Linked DNA regions of Homo sapiens: region 2 is linked to region 1. The links are chromatin contacts, found by Hi-C or POLR2A ChIA-PET in ENCODE. All regions are on one chromosome and are shown on one strand. Each heading gives the region's core, a stretch centred on a gene start or an enhancer-like site at or near the end of the contact. The rest is flanking DNA. Distances are from core to core; before and after follow the strand shown.

What was found. A loop is a pair of places that touch in the nucleus more often than their neighbours do. ChIA-PET counts read pairs that join two places held with the same protein, here RNA polymerase II (POLR2A). Pooled maps may share reads with other maps.
Region 2: a map with no recorded cell type shows a loop between it and region 1 (2.2-fold over the local background). The contact joins two enhancer-like sites. A Hi-C loop is called at or near these places in 10 of 37 single-sample maps with no recorded cell type and 5 of 50 pooled maps. POLR2A ChIA-PET finds 5 or more read pairs at or near these places in 1 of 52 experiments (GM12878).

The regions. Positions count from the first base shown.
Region 1 is chr3:61,717,680-61,722,173 of GRCh38, reverse strand. All of the region lies in intron 1 of PTPRG (protein tyrosine phosphatase receptor type G), which reads right to left. Among named protein-coding and RNA genes, the nearest start is that of PTPRG, 160 kb to the right of the region's middle. Within about 2 kb of position 2,738, at least 2 of the 41 ENCODE cell types and tissues checked have a DNase peak (open chromatin) inside an H3K27ac peak, as active enhancers do.
Region 2 is chr3:61,892,521-61,896,385 of GRCh38, reverse strand. All of the region lies in intron 2 of PTPRG (protein tyrosine phosphatase receptor type G), which reads right to left. Among named protein-coding and RNA genes, the nearest start is that of PTPRG, 330 kb to the right of the region's middle. Within about 2 kb of position 1,270, at least 16 of the 41 ENCODE cell types and tissues checked have a DNase peak (open chromatin) inside an H3K27ac peak, as active enhancers do.

The DNA.
Region 1 (4,494 bases), core at 1,489-3,988:
CAGAGCAAGAAAGCCCTCACCAGACGCCAGCCCCTCCATCTTTGACTTCCCAGCCTCCAAAACCATAAGACAATAAATTTCTGTGCCTTATAAATTACTCAGTCTGTGGTAATCTGTTACAGCAGCACAACACAGATTAAGACAAGCTCAAGGGCCCGAATTGGTCTACTCCTTTTTCTCCTGGTCTCGATGCAACACTTCATGTTGCTGCATCTTGCCATACTAAGGAGAACCACTCTAAAGCTAAATCTGATCCACAGATGACAGAGCAGAAAGTCAGAAACAATATGAGGTTCCAGTGAAGTTCACTGGTCGCTGATTGTCTGGAAATACACTACTTCTGGATCTCCAGTATTTATACTAACTTATTTCTTTATTTTCTCATTGTTCTGAGTTGGGTCTTCCCTTACTTGAACCGAGAGCATCCCAGGTGACACATGGATTTTGCTTACATGGCAGCCCTAGCCAGGGGATGACCTCTATGGATTTTAAGGGAAAAAAAAGTTCTCCAGGAACTTTTTGACTTAGGAAAATATGCAGGACATGGTGTTAAATATGAAAAACAGGACACAAAGCTAATCCAAAAATATAATGTTCTTCTTGTTAAATTATTGTATAATATTCCATCTTACAGATGGTCAAACCCCATCAGTTGGCTGATGTGACTTTGTGCAAGTTAGAAAAGGTACTCCCTTCTCTAGACACATCTCTACCATCTTCCAGGATAAAGGCCCAATAACTGTACTCAATTGCATAGTGTCTCTGTAGTGAATGGTACATCTTTGAGTTTGTAAACATCTCTACTGGAGGCACCTGTAACCCAAACTTCTAGGAAGCCACTGTATCCTTGAACTCATCATCAAATATCAAATGGTTAACAGCACAATCAAAACTGATGATACTATATTACTTAAAGCGCTAAAATAGTTCAGGTTGCAATTCTAATGTAGTCACCCACCTGGAACAGTAATCAATTCTCAAGTAGTACCAGAGAGTGGCCAGTGACCAGAAACAGAAATGTACAGTAATTCCAGCTAGGGAAGAATCAACACTGAAGGGTAAAATTTGGTGCAAATTTATTATGCTTGGTTAAATTTACAATGCAGTTGAAAGGCAAGAAGAAGTTAAATAATCCTGTAAGACAATCACCAGAGAGATGTCTGATTAAGTGCCAGCAAATAGAACAGACAATAAATTAAAATTACAAGCAAGAAGAGTGGACTTAAAGACATCACAGCTAAAATACTTACATAATCAAGGCCAACGCAGCAGAAACAAGTGACAAATCTAATCGTCTAAGTTATAATGGCCAGTGTTTTGCCACTGGATAATATTTCTAAAGCCTCTAACTGCATTTTCCATTGGCGGGGATTAATCCATCAATGGAGGTCAGCTTTAGAAATCTAGCTACATCAGAAATACAGGTCTCTCTTCCAGTATTATTTTAATGTACTCAATCAATGTGTACTTTGCACCTGCCATATCCTGCACATACAGCAGTGAAATAAACTGACAGAAGTTCTTGCCATCCAAACCTCATCTATGATATCAGAAGTCAGGACGGTAGTAGCCCTTGAAGTGGGAAGAGGGGAGCATGGGGAGACCTTCGGGAGTGATACTGTTTTTTCATCTGGGAGTTGGTTACATGGCTGTGTTCAGATATTGTGATTATTCATTGAGCGGTTCACTATAATGCATGCATTTTTCCACATGCATGTTACAATTAAATACGAGTTTAAAAATTCCCGTTGGCCGGGAGTGGTGGCTCACACCTGTAATCCCCACACTTTGGGAGGCCGAGGCAGGTGGATCACTTGAAGTCAGGAATTCAAAAGCAGACTGGTCAACATGGTGAAACCCCACCTCTCCTAAAAATACAAAAATTAGCTGGACGTGGTGGTGCATGCCTGTAATCCCAGCTACTCGGGAGGCTGAGGCAGGAGAATTGCTTGAACCCAGGAGGTGGAGGCAGTGGTGAGCCAAGATCCTGCCACTGCACTCCAGCTCCAGCCTGGGGGACAGAACAAGAATGTGTCTCAAAAAAAAAAAAAATTCCCTTGTCATCATGGTGTTTACCCCCTAAGCAGGACGGAGGAGGGATAAATAATGAACAAGATAAAGTAAAACATATAGAATGACAAATGGTGCCCAGGAGAAAAAAAGTAGGGAGAGGACATAGGACAAGTCAGGACTGCACTGTAAAGTGAGCAAGAGCGGCCAGCAAAGGCCTTAGGAAAATGTGACATTTGAGCAAAGACTCACAGAAGCAGTCAAGAGCAAGTTGGGTCTCAGAAAAGAACGTTCCAGGAAAGGGGAGAGCAATTACAAAACAGTGAGGCACAAGGGTGTCTGGGAAGTGTGAGGAACAGCAAGAAGTCCAGGGTCGCTAGAGCAGAGTGAGTGAGTGATGATCAGACTCAACCTAACTGTAAGCCCTGCTTTTCCAAACCCCAACCACACATGGCCTCAATTCAGAGAGACTTCAGAATTGATTAACATAACTTCTGGGAGGAAGAAACAGGATGAAGGATTGAGAAAACGGAAAAGGGAGGGTAAGGAACCATAATAGGAAAGGGCCAGCCACCAGTTAGGTTTATTCCACCTTCTCCCTGTTCCCTTTCTCTGCCACTGCCAAGCCTGCTGACAAAGACACCACCGAAGGCTGTATCACAGAGGAAAACTGGCAGTGGGGAGACCCGGGAGAGCCAAGAGTCACTACAAAGGACAGAGAGGAGGGGCACATCCCCTGAGTATGCACTCCCCACACACTTTAGCAAGAAAAGACCTCGACACCAGTCATCCCCACAACTCCCAGTTAGAGGCCCAAGGCGCAGGGGCTTGATAAATACTTGAGAACACCTGCAGTCTTCTCTGTTAATTAAAAAAATTAAGCCCAGGGCCTTTCCTCGATTACATCTTCATAGAAAATACAAGTCAACGAACAAATTCCTTCTCCCAAATTTCTACAATTCATATCCAATTGCCATTCTTCTCTCTCCATTGTAAGATCGTACAGTTTCACAGCAGGCAAAGCAATACAATGTCTCATGTCTGGAATCCTTGCTGTTTGGGAAAGCTTTTACAAGAGGAGAAGTGGAAATCCTTGCCTAAAATGAGGTTTGGGAATTTCTACTGGCTTTTAGTGAGCCAGGTGATGGCTGGTATATGTACCATTCTTGATGGATTGTTGGGGACAATCCATTAAGTCAACAAAGCTATAAGAGGTACAAATTCAATGTCGATTGTTTATCCCCTTTCAACTTAAGAACCAAACTCCAAATTCACTGTGTGTGTGGCAATTCAATGACTCCTGGGAAGTCAATAGCATTGAACTTCATGCTTCTATTACAAATGGGAAAGGACTAGATGAGGGCAGGGCACCAGGCCAAAAAGGTTATCAAAACCTTTCTGCAAAGTCCAATTCTATCCAGCGAAATCATCAGCCTGTCTTATGAGTCTCTGGGCCACTTCAAGTCCCTGGTTTCTAATTGCTTTAAAAAAGTTACTAAGTTACAGTAGCACAGAAGATGGCACACAGGCTGCTTTTGGAGATACGGTTTTTCCTGATTTTGTTTCAAAGCAACAGAGACACAGGCAAAAACCTCCTTCTGTGCTTTCTGCTCACTCCCATAACTAATATAAAACAGTCTCAGATTTTAAAACTAACGGATGGTCACATCACAATGTCACAATGTCACATGATTGTGTAGTCTTTTAACCCGCTGAAGCCAAGTATGTGTTAAAGTGGATCCACACCTTCTCCAGCATACAGTTTCAATCAACCTGGCATTTTTCCATTCATTTCTATGGACCATCACAGCTTGTTAAAATGAAAATTAGCTAAGAATATAAAATGAATTTTTAAAACTAAAGCAATGTCAATGATCTAACAAATTCTTCCCTGAATGAAGTTTCCAAATCTGTCTTGGTTCTCTGAGTCTGCGTTTTTTTTTTTTTTTTGGTTTTTGTTTTTTTGTTTTGTTTTGTTTTGTTTTAGACAGGGTCTTGCTCAGTCACCCATGCTACAGTGCAGTGGCATGATCTTGGCTCCCTGCAACCTCCACCACCCAGTCAAGCAACTCTCCTGCCTCAGCCTCCCAAGTAGCTGGGACTACAGGTGCCCGCACCACCATGCCCGGCTAATTTTTTTATTTTTAGTAGAGACAGGGTTTCACCATGTTGGCCAGGCTGGTCTCAATCTCCTGACCTCAAGTGATCCACCCACCTTGGCCTCCAAAGTGCTGGGATTATAGGTGTGAGCCACCATACCCAGTCGAGTCTTAGTTTTTACAAAGCTATATGTCTGGGTGAAACAGTAGCTTAATATGTTCTAATACCTACAATAAAACACAAATCTTTTGGTATTTATTTTTATTTTTATTTTTAAAGACAGGGTCTGGCTCTGTCGCCAGGCTGGAGTGCAGTGGCTCAAACTCAGCTCACTGCAATCTGCAACTCCCAGGTTCAAATGATTCTCCTGCCTCAGCCTCCCAA
Region 2 (3,865 bases), core at 21-2,520, 180 kb before region 1:
CACTGATATACACAAAATGGATGAGTTCCCGAGAATTATTCCAAGTGAAAGAAAAGCAATCTGCAAAGATTAAATATTGTATGATTCCACTTATGTAACATTTTTGAAGTGACAAAAGCTTTAGAAATGAAGACAGATTAGAGGTTTCTAGGAGTTAGAGATGGGAGGAGGGAGGAGGTAGGCGTGGTTATAAAAGGGAAACATGAGGGATCCTTATGGTATTGGAACTGTTCAGTATCTTGACTGGGATAGTGGATACATGAACCTACGCAAATGACAAAATTATATAGAATTTATACACACATGCACACACCTACATAATGCACATAATAAGTATAAATTAAAATCAGGAAATCTGAAGAAGATCAGTGGACTATATCCATATCAATATCCTGTGATATACCATAGTTTTACCAGAATGCTACCTTTGGGGAAACTAGGCAAAGTATATAAGTGATATCTCTGTATTATTTTTTACAACTGTATGTGAACCTACAATCTGAATAAAAATTTAAATTTAAAAAGTGCAGGTTGATAGCCAGAAGAGAGAAATTACATGGTGAGAATCCTGAAATATAAATGGTATCACTTTCAAATTTTTAAAGAGAACCAACTCTCATCTGCAGCAACAGGTGACATCACATCACTAAATAGGAAACTTCATTTTTTATCACTTGTTTCAGCCCCTAATCACAATAAAACTTAAACTGCTACCAAGAAGCCCAACAAACATATTTCGAAACACAAAACTTGACTTTCAAAAATAAAATGCCCTCCTGGTGATACTTTCAAAGTCAAAAGGTGGCCTACTCTGTCTTAAGACATGTGGATAATTGCTCCTCAGTTTCTAAGGTCAAAATCCTATACATTTATATGCACAGCATGCGATTTTACAAGCTCGGAAACCTGGAGCAAATGATTAGCTGAACTGTAAACTTAATCACTAGCAAGATAGGCCAGCAGATCTAAGAAAAAATAAAAAGACAAGGAGAAAAGCATTTTAATAACCATGAAGGTACTCTATTCTGTTGCTAAGCAGGAAGTTTACATGAAAGGGTGTGAGGTTCAGCTCTTTGTGGCTACTTCCCCTAAAAGTACGGTCCAAGAAACACCCTGCATCAATCACTTTCCAGATCCCTTGGCTCCCAGCCAGACCAACTAAGTCAGAGTAATGCTTGAAAAAACCACTGTGACAAGCTATGAAGTGACTCATACGCATGAGTTTCAGAAGCCCTGTTAGAACACTTACCTGTTTATAATTTACTGCTGTCTTCTTCCTGCTGAGGAGTGATTCTCATCAGGGATCCATTCTGCCCCTAGGGGATGTTTAACGACGTCCATCTGGAGACACTGGTTGTCACAGCTATGGGGGCAGAGGGCCCAGAGATACTGCTAACCATTCCACAATGTACAAGATACCCTCCTACAACAAAGACTTATGGGGCCCCAAATATCAATGGTGCTGAGATTCAAACTCCTGACAGAGAGGGATGCTAGCATTGCATTTAACAAAAGGATCGCTAACATACAATTAAAAAAAAAAATAAAAGCAAGATTAATAACTTAGAGCTACTAAGTGGATCTGATCTCCAAGGGCAAAGGTAGCTGTTACTCCCTTGATCTTCTCAAATCTGATTCATCCCAAGGAAGAAGGTTTTCTTTGTGACCATGTTTTAAGAGCCTCATTGCTGGAGCCATAAAGCCCAAGTTGAAATCACAGTTTTGACACTTAATATCTAATATCTGGGTGACATTAAGTTAGGCGATTACCTTTAGTAAGTCTCTATTATCTGTAAAGGGGAATTAATGACTGTTCTTCACCCTAAGAGCTGTTAGAAAAATGAAAATAAATAAGAGATGACTGTCAAAAACCATAGCATGGATCCCAAAAATAAATGTTTTGTTATTACTAATGAACTCTTTCCAATTTTTACTCCAGTCTTTTTATTTCTCAGCTGCCAACAGAGTAAACCATCTTTTTCAGATTAAATTTGGTTACTCTTTTAAATAGTTTCCAACTCCTCCAGCACCAGATAAGATAAAAGCTGACCTTTTTTTTTTTTTTTTTTTTTTTTTTTTTTTTTGACACAGAGTCTTGCTCTGTTGCCCGGGCTGGAGTGAAGTGGCACAATCTTGGCTCACTGCAGCCTCCACCTTCCAGGTTCAAGCAATTCTTTCGCCTCAGCTCCCAGTAGCTGGGATTACAGGCACGCACCACTACACCCAGCTGATTTTTGCATTTTTAGTAGAGACGGGGTTTTGCCATGTTGACCAGACTGGTCTTGAACTCCTGACCTCAAGTGATCTGCCCACCTCAGCCTCTCACAGTGCTGGGATTAGAGGCGTGACCATTTCTAATTAGCCTGTAAACTTAGTGCCAGCTGCTTTCTCTGCAAATAACACCCCCACCACCAGCTTCTCTATCAGTCCCAAATACTCTCAGGTAACAGACAACTTTAACAAGGAGGAAACCACCACTCCTATTAGCCCAGTAGTAAGTGACCTGACCAGCACCAAAGAAATGTTTGAAAGATACATCCTTTAAGAGTTGTTTGCATAAACGAAATGTTTCTCTTAAAAGTTCCCTAACCATACCAACTGGATGCCCCCGCTCAAGAATCCAAGTCCAATCAACAAATATTTATTATACACCACTGAAAGCCTGATGATAAAATGGTGAACACACAGACGTAGCTCCTGCCCTTAATAATCATGGTTTAGAAGAAAATGTTTCACATAAAGACTCCAAAACATACCTCATTAGATGAAAGAAAACCTGTCTTACCAAAAAAAGTATCACCCAGTCCTCAAGTGGATTTTTGTATGAGCCATCCAAACTGCAGAGGCAGCTGCGCCATAGCGGTTAAGACTACCAAAGCTAACGGTAGATAATGGGCTCTTCCACCTACAGTCAATAATCAATCACTCTGGGTAATCACTCTGGATCTACTTTGCCCAAAATGCTAAAAAGAGATATTGACATTGACTACCTTATGGGGTTCTTATGAGAATTAAGTTAGTTTAACAGTACCTGGGGCTCAATTTATAGTGGCTATTTTTATACTTATTACCAAAGGAATTGGGATTTCAAAAACTGGCATCCTGCAGTTCATAATTCTTCAACAAGTCTACAAGAACATCTTTCAGCAGCTTGCAGACACACTGACTTTCCCAAAATATGCTATCTCCTAAAACATTGATAAATTCTTAAATTTTCTGTACTGAGAGCACTCCAATTAGAACTTCCTCCACTATCACACATGGCTCCCAGCAGCATTCATCTGCACCTCATCAGCAGTCGACGATAATGACGTGCCACCCATCAAGATAACAGTCTAAATGTAAGAACATCTGTTACATCCCTGCATTAGAAACTGGGAATGAAGGTTTTGAATCGAGTTTGATTCTTATGCTGTATTGTATCTACTCTTTAGTTATTAACCAGCCTAACCCCTTAAGATGGTCTTATTAAAAACTGAACAAAGTGAGCCCCAATTTTTATTTCATTCATTAATACACATACATATCAATAATCAATTAAAGGGACCCAGGTACTTTTTTTTTTTTTTGAGACAGAGTTTTGCTCTTGTTGCTCAGGCTGGAGCGCAATGACACGATCTCGGCTCACTGCAACCTCCCCCTCCCGGGTTCAGGCGATTCTCCTGCCTCAGCCTCCTGAGTAGCTGGGATTACAGGAACGTTCCACCACACCCGGCTAATTTTGTATTTTTAGTAAAGAAGGGGTTTCTCCATGTTGGTCAGGCTGGTCTCAAACTCCTGACCTCAGGTGATCCACCCGCCTCTCCCTCCCAAAGTGCTGGAATTACAGGCATGAGCCACCGCGCCTGACCCAGGTACCTATTTC